2 separate regions of the Homo sapiens genome follow, and region 1 is linked to region 2. The links are chromatin loops, found by intact Hi-C in ENCODE. Cell type or tissue: MCF 10A. All regions are shown on one strand.

Evidence for each region. Peaks named below come from ENCODE experiments on the same cell type or tissue, not always from the same donor. Only the 100,000 strongest peaks of a DNase experiment are listed, where the experiment ranks them.
Region 1: it touches region 2 in a loop (6-fold over the local background); 3 of 110 quality-filtered maps call a loop at or near these places.

The regions. Positions count from the first base shown.
Region 1 is chr2:137,176,431-137,181,430 of GRCh38, forward strand. The region is part of intron 7 of THSD7B (thrombospondin type 1 domain containing 7B); the gene reads left to right. Among named protein-coding and RNA genes, the nearest start is that of THSD7B, 410 kb to the left of the region's middle. In MCF 10A, no CTCF peak of the experiment used is centred here; a DNase peak (open chromatin) is centred at 2,601.
Region 2 is chr2:137,285,443-137,290,442 of GRCh38, forward strand. The region is part of intron 12 of THSD7B (thrombospondin type 1 domain containing 7B); the gene reads left to right. Among named protein-coding and RNA genes, the nearest start is that of THSD7B, 520 kb to the left of the region's middle. In MCF 10A, no CTCF peak of the experiment used is centred here; a DNase peak (open chromatin) is centred at 2,689.

The sequences.
Region 1 (5,000 bases), 110 kb before region 2:
AGGGACGAGAATCTTATCTTGCCAACATCTTGCCACCTGTTTGGAAGAATCGAAGAATGGGAGAATAAACATGGACATGCATTTGTATTAGCAATGCAGATTCAGAGAAATGGCCCTTTGGAATAGTCAGAAGTAATGGGTTGTAGCACACACCTTTGTTTCCTGCCCAGATCCCCTTGGCCATTTCCCATTTTTGTGGGTGTCAGCCTGAAATTCCAGCTGATATCACCTACATCTCTTTGCCTAAGAATTGTCTCTGTTCACTGCAGTCTTGCTAGGGAATTGGCAACCCCAGGGAGCAGTCTTCAACTATTGATTGAGAGTTGGTGATACACACCCAGCTTCTTTCTTCTCAGTTGAAATAGCCTGGAGGTGTATGTTTGAAGCTGTTTCCTTATTGATTACCTACTCTTTACCAGGCTCCTCCCTTTCCTGCCTCACTTCCCCACTTTGTGACTGGCTCCCTGGCATGGCTTCCCAATAAGTACTTGTCCGGGAATCTTTGTCACAGAGTTTCATTATGACACAGCTCAAACTAAGACAAAGATACTTGGAAAGATATTTAGTCAATCCATTCCTATAGGAGATACAAAATCCAATTCAAATCATACCATGTTGATGATAGTTTTTAAAGAATTACCTTTCAAAGCAGAAATGATATACTATCTCATGAGAGATCATTCAATATTTTGAACAACCCTCAGTCTTTATTCATTATTTGCCATTATTCAAAGGGCTTCAATATACTGCTTCTGTTTTCCCTATGAAAACATAAAACATATTATTGAATTCCATTTATTTTCCAGTTAGGCCATCTGGGTAACATACATCATCATCTTGAGTCTTGTTTTTCAACTATTGAGTCATGTGTGACTCTGGAGGGGGACTAGGTTACTCTTATTTTCATTTTTTAGTTGATTCCAGATTGTATTGGAATAGTTCTGAAAAAGAAAAAGACAAACAGACCTCTACTGGGTGTTAAGGTAATTACTTGTATAGGAAAATTGGGTCTGAAATGTTGGAGAGACATGGTGCTCTTATCTTGTTTCTTCTAGATCAGTGGTTCTAAAACTAGTAGGCATCAGAATCACCTGGTGGGCTTGTAAAAACACATGTTTCCAGCCCCTACCCCAGAGTTTCTGATTCAGTAGGGCTAGAATAGGGCTCAAGAACTTGTATTTCTGGCAAGTTCCCAGGTGATGCTGGTGTTGATCCAGGGACCAGACTTTGAAAAACACAGTTGTAAGCCAAAGAAGGACAATGGGCAGCTTCATAATGTTAGCATATAACAGAGAAGTAGGCTACAGCATGTCTTACAAGGCATGTCTTACACTTAGTTAGAATCAAGAATAGTATTGGTCCAGGCACAGTGGCTCACACCTGTAATTCCAGCACTTTGGGAGGTCAAGGTGGGCGGATCACTTGAGGTCAGGAGATTGAGACCATCCTGGACAATATGGTGAAACCCCATCTCTACTAAAAATACAGAAATTAGCTGGGCATGGCGGCACATGCCTGTAATCCCAGCTATTCGGGAGGCTGAGACAGGAGAATCGCTTGAACCTGGGAGGCGGAGGTTGCAGTGAGCCAAGATTGCGCCACTGTACTCCAGCCTGGTGACAAAGCTAAACTCCGTCTCAAAAAAAAAAAAAAAAAAAAAAAGTAGTAGTATTGGTCCTAATCTTGTTTCTTGTTTCCTGCTGCAGAAGTTATTCTTGAAATTCTTGAAATATTCCAGAAGCAAGCAGTGAGTAAATTTTTTTTTTTTTTGCTTCTTTATTGTTACCTATGAATTACTAAATGATCAAATAGTGGAAAGCAATAGTGTTCTCTTGCAGGAACAGAAGACACGCAATATGTGAGATGAGTTATTTAGGTTTAGAGGAGAGAATTTTCATTTCAGCAGGCTGTCTTTTGCAGACCACCAACTGGTAGCAGTTTGGTGTCAGTGTCCTTACCTAAGGAAATGTGGTGATGACAAATACATTGTATTAAATTTTGAAATGAACCTGACATTGCAGTTGGAAGTGTCAATAAGATCAGGCTGTGCTGTTCACGCTACAGGAATCAGACTGCAAGGGAGATTAAATTAGAAAGTTTTTGTAGCCAAGTTCCTCGTTCCCTTTCATTTAGTTGTCTTGCAGTGAAATTAAAGATGAAACTCTAATAATGTTTGGCAATGAGGGACTCCAAAAGAGAAAAATAGAGACTCATTCTAATCAGAGTTTCCCCATCCACATTTGACGTGAAGGTGGGAGTAGATGTAAACTGGTGAATCAATTTAAATGCTAAAGAGAGAGGAACTGCAATGCAGGTTTAAATATATTTACTGTATGTTGTCTCTATAAACAGGCATTGTATTTTGAATTACTTCCAATTTCCACCCTGCTGCATACGTAGACATTGCAAGATAGCTTTTGTCTTTTTTCTCCTTTAGAAAGGGGCCTAAATAAATGACTGTTCCCATCACTACTCCACCAGTGTTTCACAATCAGACTAAATGTAATCTGTTTTTTCCAGACTTTAATATTTAGAAATAGCTTAGAGCAAATTGCTTCCTGAGTTGTGCCTGTGTCTCTCATAGGAGTGCTGTCTCCTTTTTCTATCTCTTCTGAAATTCTTCTTAGGCAATCGACTTTCTGTTCCCATTCTATATGATTCAAGAAGCAAAATGAGTCATAGATTGTACTGATATTTCAAAATGTAGCTCATGTGATTAAATGGTCAACCCAACCTTTCAGTGAGAATTAATGTGAGATTGTCACCCTTGCTATCCTTTTCATCTTCCCCCCAGACATGTCCTAAGTTTTTCTATTCCCTATTGTATTCCACTGTAATGCGAATAACAGGGATTAGTTATAGCATTAGTCACAGGGACACAGTTTTGTTTTCACTTTCTGAAATGTATTTTAAAGTGGTATTTTGCTGTTTCATATGACCATTGGCTCATTACTCTTGACACATTTACCAGTTTTCCCTCTATGTAGACACAAAAAAAGTAATGAACATGGATAAAACACTTCTCCATTATGACAGAGTAATTTATACTGGTGGTATGGCCAGTATGACTAGAAAAGGAAAAGTAATCAGAGGTTTACACATTCTGTACCTGTTCAAATGTGTTCAGGAAATATAGTGGGGAAAAAAAAAAAGCCTTCCTAGAAAGGCCCTTCTACCCCATGCAAAATCAATAATTTTTTTTACTTAATCTTATAATCAAATATTTTTTGAATTACTAAATTAATGTATACATATACTTTAACTGATTCATGAGTCAGGAATTCATAGTGTGTAACCTTTTGTGCTCTGAAATTCCATAGCTCATAATCAGTGCTCCTTTACCTCTGTTACCTTGATGGTAATTTGCTTCCACAGTAAGAGTCATGTTGTTCCCCTGCCTGAGATGCTTATCCTCCTCTTCTTCTTTGGCTAATTCTTATTTATCCTTTAAAAACTTGAATTGGTGTCCTTCAAGAAACATTTTCTTCACTCTCACTCCAACTATTTTATGCTGGTCTAGAATCTCAAGTGAATATTATGTTTATCACCTGTGCAAGATTATTTGTCACAGCCATTAATGGTAATTTTATTTCCTTTATAGGTTATTGGTTCAGAAATGGGTAACGTTAAATTTATTTAGGTCAACAAGATATGAGAAGAGGGACTTGAACAAGGAAGGGTGTTGTTTTAATTGCTGCTGTGATCCATCTTATTATAACAGGATATGTAGCTTCAGGATAAAGGCATTACTGTGTACAGTAGGTCAGAGATGGAAAGATACTATGGGTCCTGGAAGATACTGTTGAGCCACTGAATCAACAGTGTGAGCACTGGCTGTTATGTGAGACAATATATTTCCTTACTGTTAAAGCCAGTTTCTATCAGAGTATTTAACAGTTGCTGCAGAAATCATTATAACTGATAGACTGCTCATCGTTTGTGTTATCATAACAGTTTGTGATTCAGTTATCAATGCCTTTACTGTATTATATTAAAATTATGTTTATTTCTCTGTTTCTGCCATTTGACTCAGCTTCTCAAGGGCACATACCTTGACTCATTTATCATTTTATTCTTGGCATGATACCAGAGTATCTGGTATATTAAGGTACACTCAATGTTTATAGAATTTGAAAGAGTTATTTCAATTGATTCACACAATAGGCCAATTGGGAACTATTGTTATTTTTTATTCCAAATTTACTGATGAGAAAATTGTAGGCAGAGATGTTGATAGTTTAAAGTCACTAAACTAGTAATTTCTGATACCAGAAGTTTGAACTTCAGTTGCAGGACTCCAAACCAGTGCTTATTCTGCTTTATGAATCTTGGTAAATGCATGTCACATGTACCAACTACATTGACCCTGCCCTGTACCAGACTATGCAATAACTTTCAATAGTTAAGATGTTATTTTTTGGTAAAGTCCAACTTGGCCTGAGATTTATTCTCAATGCAGCATTAGAGGCAATTGTGCCAACTCAGTGGGCTAGACTCATGAAACCTATTCCTAACCATACACTAAGCATGTTGCCTTTTCTTTCCTTAGTGTGAGCTAAGAGCAAGAGAGATCACCTGTACAACGAAAACATAAAGCCCACACACATTTCCCTCTGGCACAAAGTGAGTTTAAGTTAGATATATAGTACATACTTATCTGGTTTTCCCTGCAACTGTAATTCTAATCTTGATCACATTCAGACAGCTAAGCAGCATAGAATTTATTCATCAGAATGGATTGGAAGGAGAGAGAAGTAGAGTTTCTGAAAAAGGAGATATGTGAAATCACAAAGAAGATAGGAGACAGCTCTTTAGGGATAAACAGCTTTTCACTCCTTCATCGTAGAGATATTCCTAGAGGAGGGTGATAGTGGAGCTGCTAATAACACCATATTGAGATGAGTAAGTTTAGTAAAAAACAAGCAAAATTCGATACACCAAAGTGGTCTTTATTACATCAGAGTTCATTAAATATACTTAACTAAGGATTCTTTGAGAAG
Region 2 (5,000 bases):
ATGATGTTAGCTGGTTATTTGGCTCATTAGTTGATGCAGTTTCTTCCTAGCCTTCATGGTCTTTACAATTTGGCATGTTTTTGCAGTGTAGCTGGTACCAGTTGTTGCTTTCCATGTTTAGTGCTTCCTTCAGGAGCTCTTTTTTTTTTTTTTTTAGAAAAGATGGAATTAGAAATCGGAACAAGTTAAATAATGGAGATCTAAAGTCTTAATTATACAGCAATAATACCTGGTATTTAAAAATGAAAATTCACTGGAAACATATATTTGCATGTATTTACCATTTTTGCCTGATATGCTTTATTTAACACAACATTTCATAATCTAGTCTTTCACTAAGGCTTGTAATATGTGATCGAATCATTAAGAATTGATTTATGGCTGGGCGCAGTGGCTCACACCTGTAATCCCAGCACTTTGGGAGGTTGAGGTGGGCGGATCACCTGAGGTCAGGAGTTCGAGACCAGCCTGACCAACATGGTGAAACCCCATCTCTACTAAAAATACAAAAATTAGCCGGGCACGGTGGTGGGTGCCGGTAATCCCAACTACTCGGGAGGCTGAGGCAGAAGAATCACTTGAACCCGGGAGGTGGAAGTTGCAGTGAGCCGAGATCTCGCCATTTCACACCAGCCTGGTGAGAGAGACTCTGTCTAAAAAAAAAAAAAAAAGATTTATATCATTTTCCAACGTTATATATTACATAAAGTATATATTTATATAAAACAAAGGCAAGTAAGTTGATTGCCTGAGTTGGATTCAGAGAAAACTATTTGTATTGTAGATCTGAGTAGTCTAATTTTCTGATTGAAAGTGTTCTCCTCAGCTATGTTATCTTCATGGAGAGAAGGTTAAAGATATTACCCATCAGCAGCTCATCATCCAACTTTCGTCTGGAAAACACATAGAAATATAGCAAAAACACACACTCTAAAATAAAGATGTCATTATAGTCTATCAAATGTCAAGACAGCCAATCAGCACGTTGTGTTCTTCTTTCTGATGCCAGGTATCCTTGTATTTTAGGAGACAAAGGATACCTCTGGAACATTGGACTTTCATTCTCCGAATGGAAGACACCATAGTCACTTAACGTTTGAGCTGCAGTTTTATTTTCTGCCGTAGCCATCTACCTACATCAGAAGCAAAAAGTCATTTCAGTTCATTCAGAAAGCAAAGCACATATATAGGTTTGAACTATGACTGAACAATAGCAAAAAAACAGAGATAGTCACAGCCATTTTTATTTTGGGTATGGGAGGAGGAGGAGGAGAAAGGTTTTCTGGGAAAGAAAGTAGAGTAGTTTCTTCTATTTACTTCGAGGTTTGGACAAAAATGAGCTACCTTATCCACGAGCTATGGGCATTTCCAGTAGGGGATGCAGAGCAACTGTAGCCTAGCCCAGGTGCCCCTTCCATAAATGTAACTGTATTCTAAGAGGGCAAAGCCATTTGGCAGTGTTTTCTCATGGACTTGAAGACGAGAGGACATGAACTCTCTGTCCAAATCAACATATCAAGGTTGCTGATATAGGCAACAGGCAAATACTTATTTAACCACGCTATTTTTAATAACTTTTGTGAGATAGTTTTTAGTAACTGTGTTCACAGCATAGAAAAAAATGATTATACCCCAATATTTTTGTATTATTTATTATTTTTGGGGAGAATTCTGCCATGAACACCAGAGTAAAATATTGGAGGACATAATATGCTTTATTGATTTATCTAATTAATTAGCACTTGATACCAAATGATGGATTATAAATATTTTAAGGAACTTAAAAAAATCTCTCCTAAATATTATGATTTTTAAGTGGTAAAAAGAAAGGAAGATCAGGTTAAAATGTAGAAATTAGACCATGTAGGGCAACTTTCTAAATTAAAATATCTTCAGATTATAACAAAAGGATGTGTTTTATAACACCAGAGGCATTGGTTTTGAGAGTAAAGCGTTGGATTCAGAACAAAGATTGCATTTTAATCTACGTGAATAATGATTCTGTGAGGTATTTTTCATTTTCTTTGCATGTTTTGGGGTAGGATTATATTTGTGGCTTTTATGGTTGCTTCAGGTAGAATGTGCACACTTTTTTAAATTGATGATAAATTAAAAATAAATATTAAAAGAGATGAGCAACCTAAGGCAGTGATGCTTTAGTAACACAGTATGAACTAACTGCAGATTCAGAGATGCTGTCCTGTGCCAGCCTCCCATTTTTAACATAATAAGCTATGATAAAAAGAACAGAGTAACCCTTTCTTGTACCTCCACTGCACCCACATCCCAGTAGATATTTCATTGATAAAATTGATGTTGGATGTGAAGATGGGTGGGTGGGGGTAATTTTTTTTAAATTGGTGAATGCAGTCATTTGTAAAACTGGTAGTAAGAAATTTCTCTTCTAGCTACACGGTTCTCAGTCACAGAACTATCTTCCCTTCAGGAATGCTAATATGAATTTCAAAGTCTACTGCAAACTGTGTAAATGTAATAAGATTATATGTCTCTTGTTCATGACTAAAATTCTATCTCTTCAAATAGACGTGAATTCCCTGGCTTCCCTTAACACTTAGATTCCTAAGGTCAGGGTATTCACGTCTGTTTATGTCAGGTGCCATCTCAGGATTGCATCAGAAACATGTAATGTTTGTACTTTTTTTGTTTTCATTTCTAAAGAGAACAGAAGGACTAACACTCTTTCCAGGCAGCAGTGAAAGAACAAGGAGACGCCCTTGCTCTAGAGGCTCTAAAAACTAACAGAGGAGAGTCAAAACTCAGCCTCACCGCTACTTGGAATGCAAACAAATACAAAAGTTGTGAAACAATGCTTCTTTATGCCAACCATGTCATGAAAAATTTACATGGTGAGAAAAACAATAAAAAACAAATCACTCTTTTAGCTGAGGTGTATGGGGAGTGAGAATTTAAAACCTACTAGAGTCTATGAAACTTAGCAAGTACATAAAGTAACCTGCCACTTAGCAGGATATGAGAAGTAGGAACTGAAAATGGGAAAGCAGGGGGTTTTTGAAGACTTTGTAATTATGCCAGGAAGGGTTTTGAGAGCCTATAACAGAAGAATGACTTCAGGAATGGATTAGAAGGAGTCTACATAAAAGGCATTTTGGGAAATAAAACAATGGGACTTAACAGCTAACTTTATGTACAGAGCACAGGATAGTGATGAGTTGAAATTTCATACTCAATGGGGTTTTAGGCCAATGAGAATAGGATAATATTGACATTAAAAAGTTCACATCAATAATTGACATAAAAATGCACACACAGCACACATACACAGTGAGAGAGGACTTAAATATGCAAGAATAAGTATTTCTAGAAACATAATATATATATATATATATATTAGAATCATTTGTTTAAAGTTTGAAGTTGATGCCATTTTCTTTTGAAAGCACAGAGGGCATGTAAAGGCCTAAGACCTAGAGGCAAACTGGTGTGATGAAAAGGATGCTCCTTCACTTTGAAATGTGAGGGACATGACTCAAATCATAGTTGTTCCACTTGCTACTTGAGTGAACTTGGTTGAACCACTTAACCTCTCAATATTCTTATCTATGAAGTGGATAATAATTCCAATTTTTTGATACTTTTTTACCAGTGCTTATAGTTGCTCAGGAAATATTAATCTATTTTTCTTTTTCAAACCTCGGAAGACAGCAATCCTTAGAAGGCAGGGAAAATGGAAGTATTACAAGACATGTTTTTTTTAAAGTAAGTGAGTGGAAATTAGTGGAGAGATTCATTGTTATATGAATAAAAGGGTGAAGAAGGGGAGTTTTTGTGACCAAATGATCTTCCTCTTAGAAATCCTCAATTAAAAAAAAAAAGAAAAAAGAAATCCTCAGTAGAGTTAGTTTATTAAAGGCTCTTAGATTGCAGCAATAAAGAAGTGTATTACATTTTTTTTTCTTTTAAGTAACAGAGTTTTCTCAAACTCATTTGCCTGTAGACTGTTTATCATGAAATACCACCTAAGATCTTTATGCTATTTAAAAACGTGGGTATGGTATCACAAAAATCACGTAGGGGCAATTTTTAAAAAATATGTGTGTGATATTGTCAAATGTTTGTAAAATAATTGTGTAAACAAAGACAGAAAAATGATTTGGCAATTGAGTAGCTGTAGCTGAATATATAGACTCTAGTCTCAGCAAGTAATTGTAGATTTTTTTAAATAATAATTTTGGGACTAAGGGCTAACAGCAAACAGATATTGAATAGATGGCTTTACAAAATATTTGCCAAAGAAAACCAAGAAATAAGTAGCTTTAAAACTCAGGGTTCAAAGAGTGATGATAGGACCACCCTGTACAATTATGAAGAAAAAAGAGAAAAAAAAAGAGTGGGGTAAATATACTGAAGGTGTTCGAGAGGGAGGAAATACTTGAGTAAGCATGATTTTTGGGTGAGGGGATATGACTGAATGCATAAGTGAGTTCAGGATTTGGAAAAGAAAATCCTTTTTTCTTTCTTCTAAACTCCAGGCGAAACTCAGAACCAAGGTATAAGGGCAATGTGGAAGAAAGATAAAAGACCTCTTTATAAAATGGCTCAATGTACATAGAAACCTCTCTCCCGGTAGTTACGCATGATCTTCTCATTTTAAATCCAGTAATTACTTTTCAGCCCCAAAGAGTTTTCTTTTTTTTTTTTTTTTTTTTAGATGGAGTCTCACTCTGTTGTCCAGGCTGTAGAGCCTGGAATCTACACCTGGGTTCAAGGGATTCTCCTGCCTCAGCCTCCTCAGTAGCTGGGACTACAAGGCGTGTGCCACCATGCCCGGCTAATTTTTTGTATTTTTAGTAGAGAAAGGGTTTCACCGTATTAGCCAGGATGGTCTCGATCTCCTGACCTCGTGATCTGTCCGCCTGGGCCTCCCAAAGTGCTGGGATTACAGGCGTGAGCCACAGCGCCCAGCCCAAAGAGTTTTCTTTCTGAGAGTCCGTAACTCTACTCCTGTTTTGCAGTTTTCT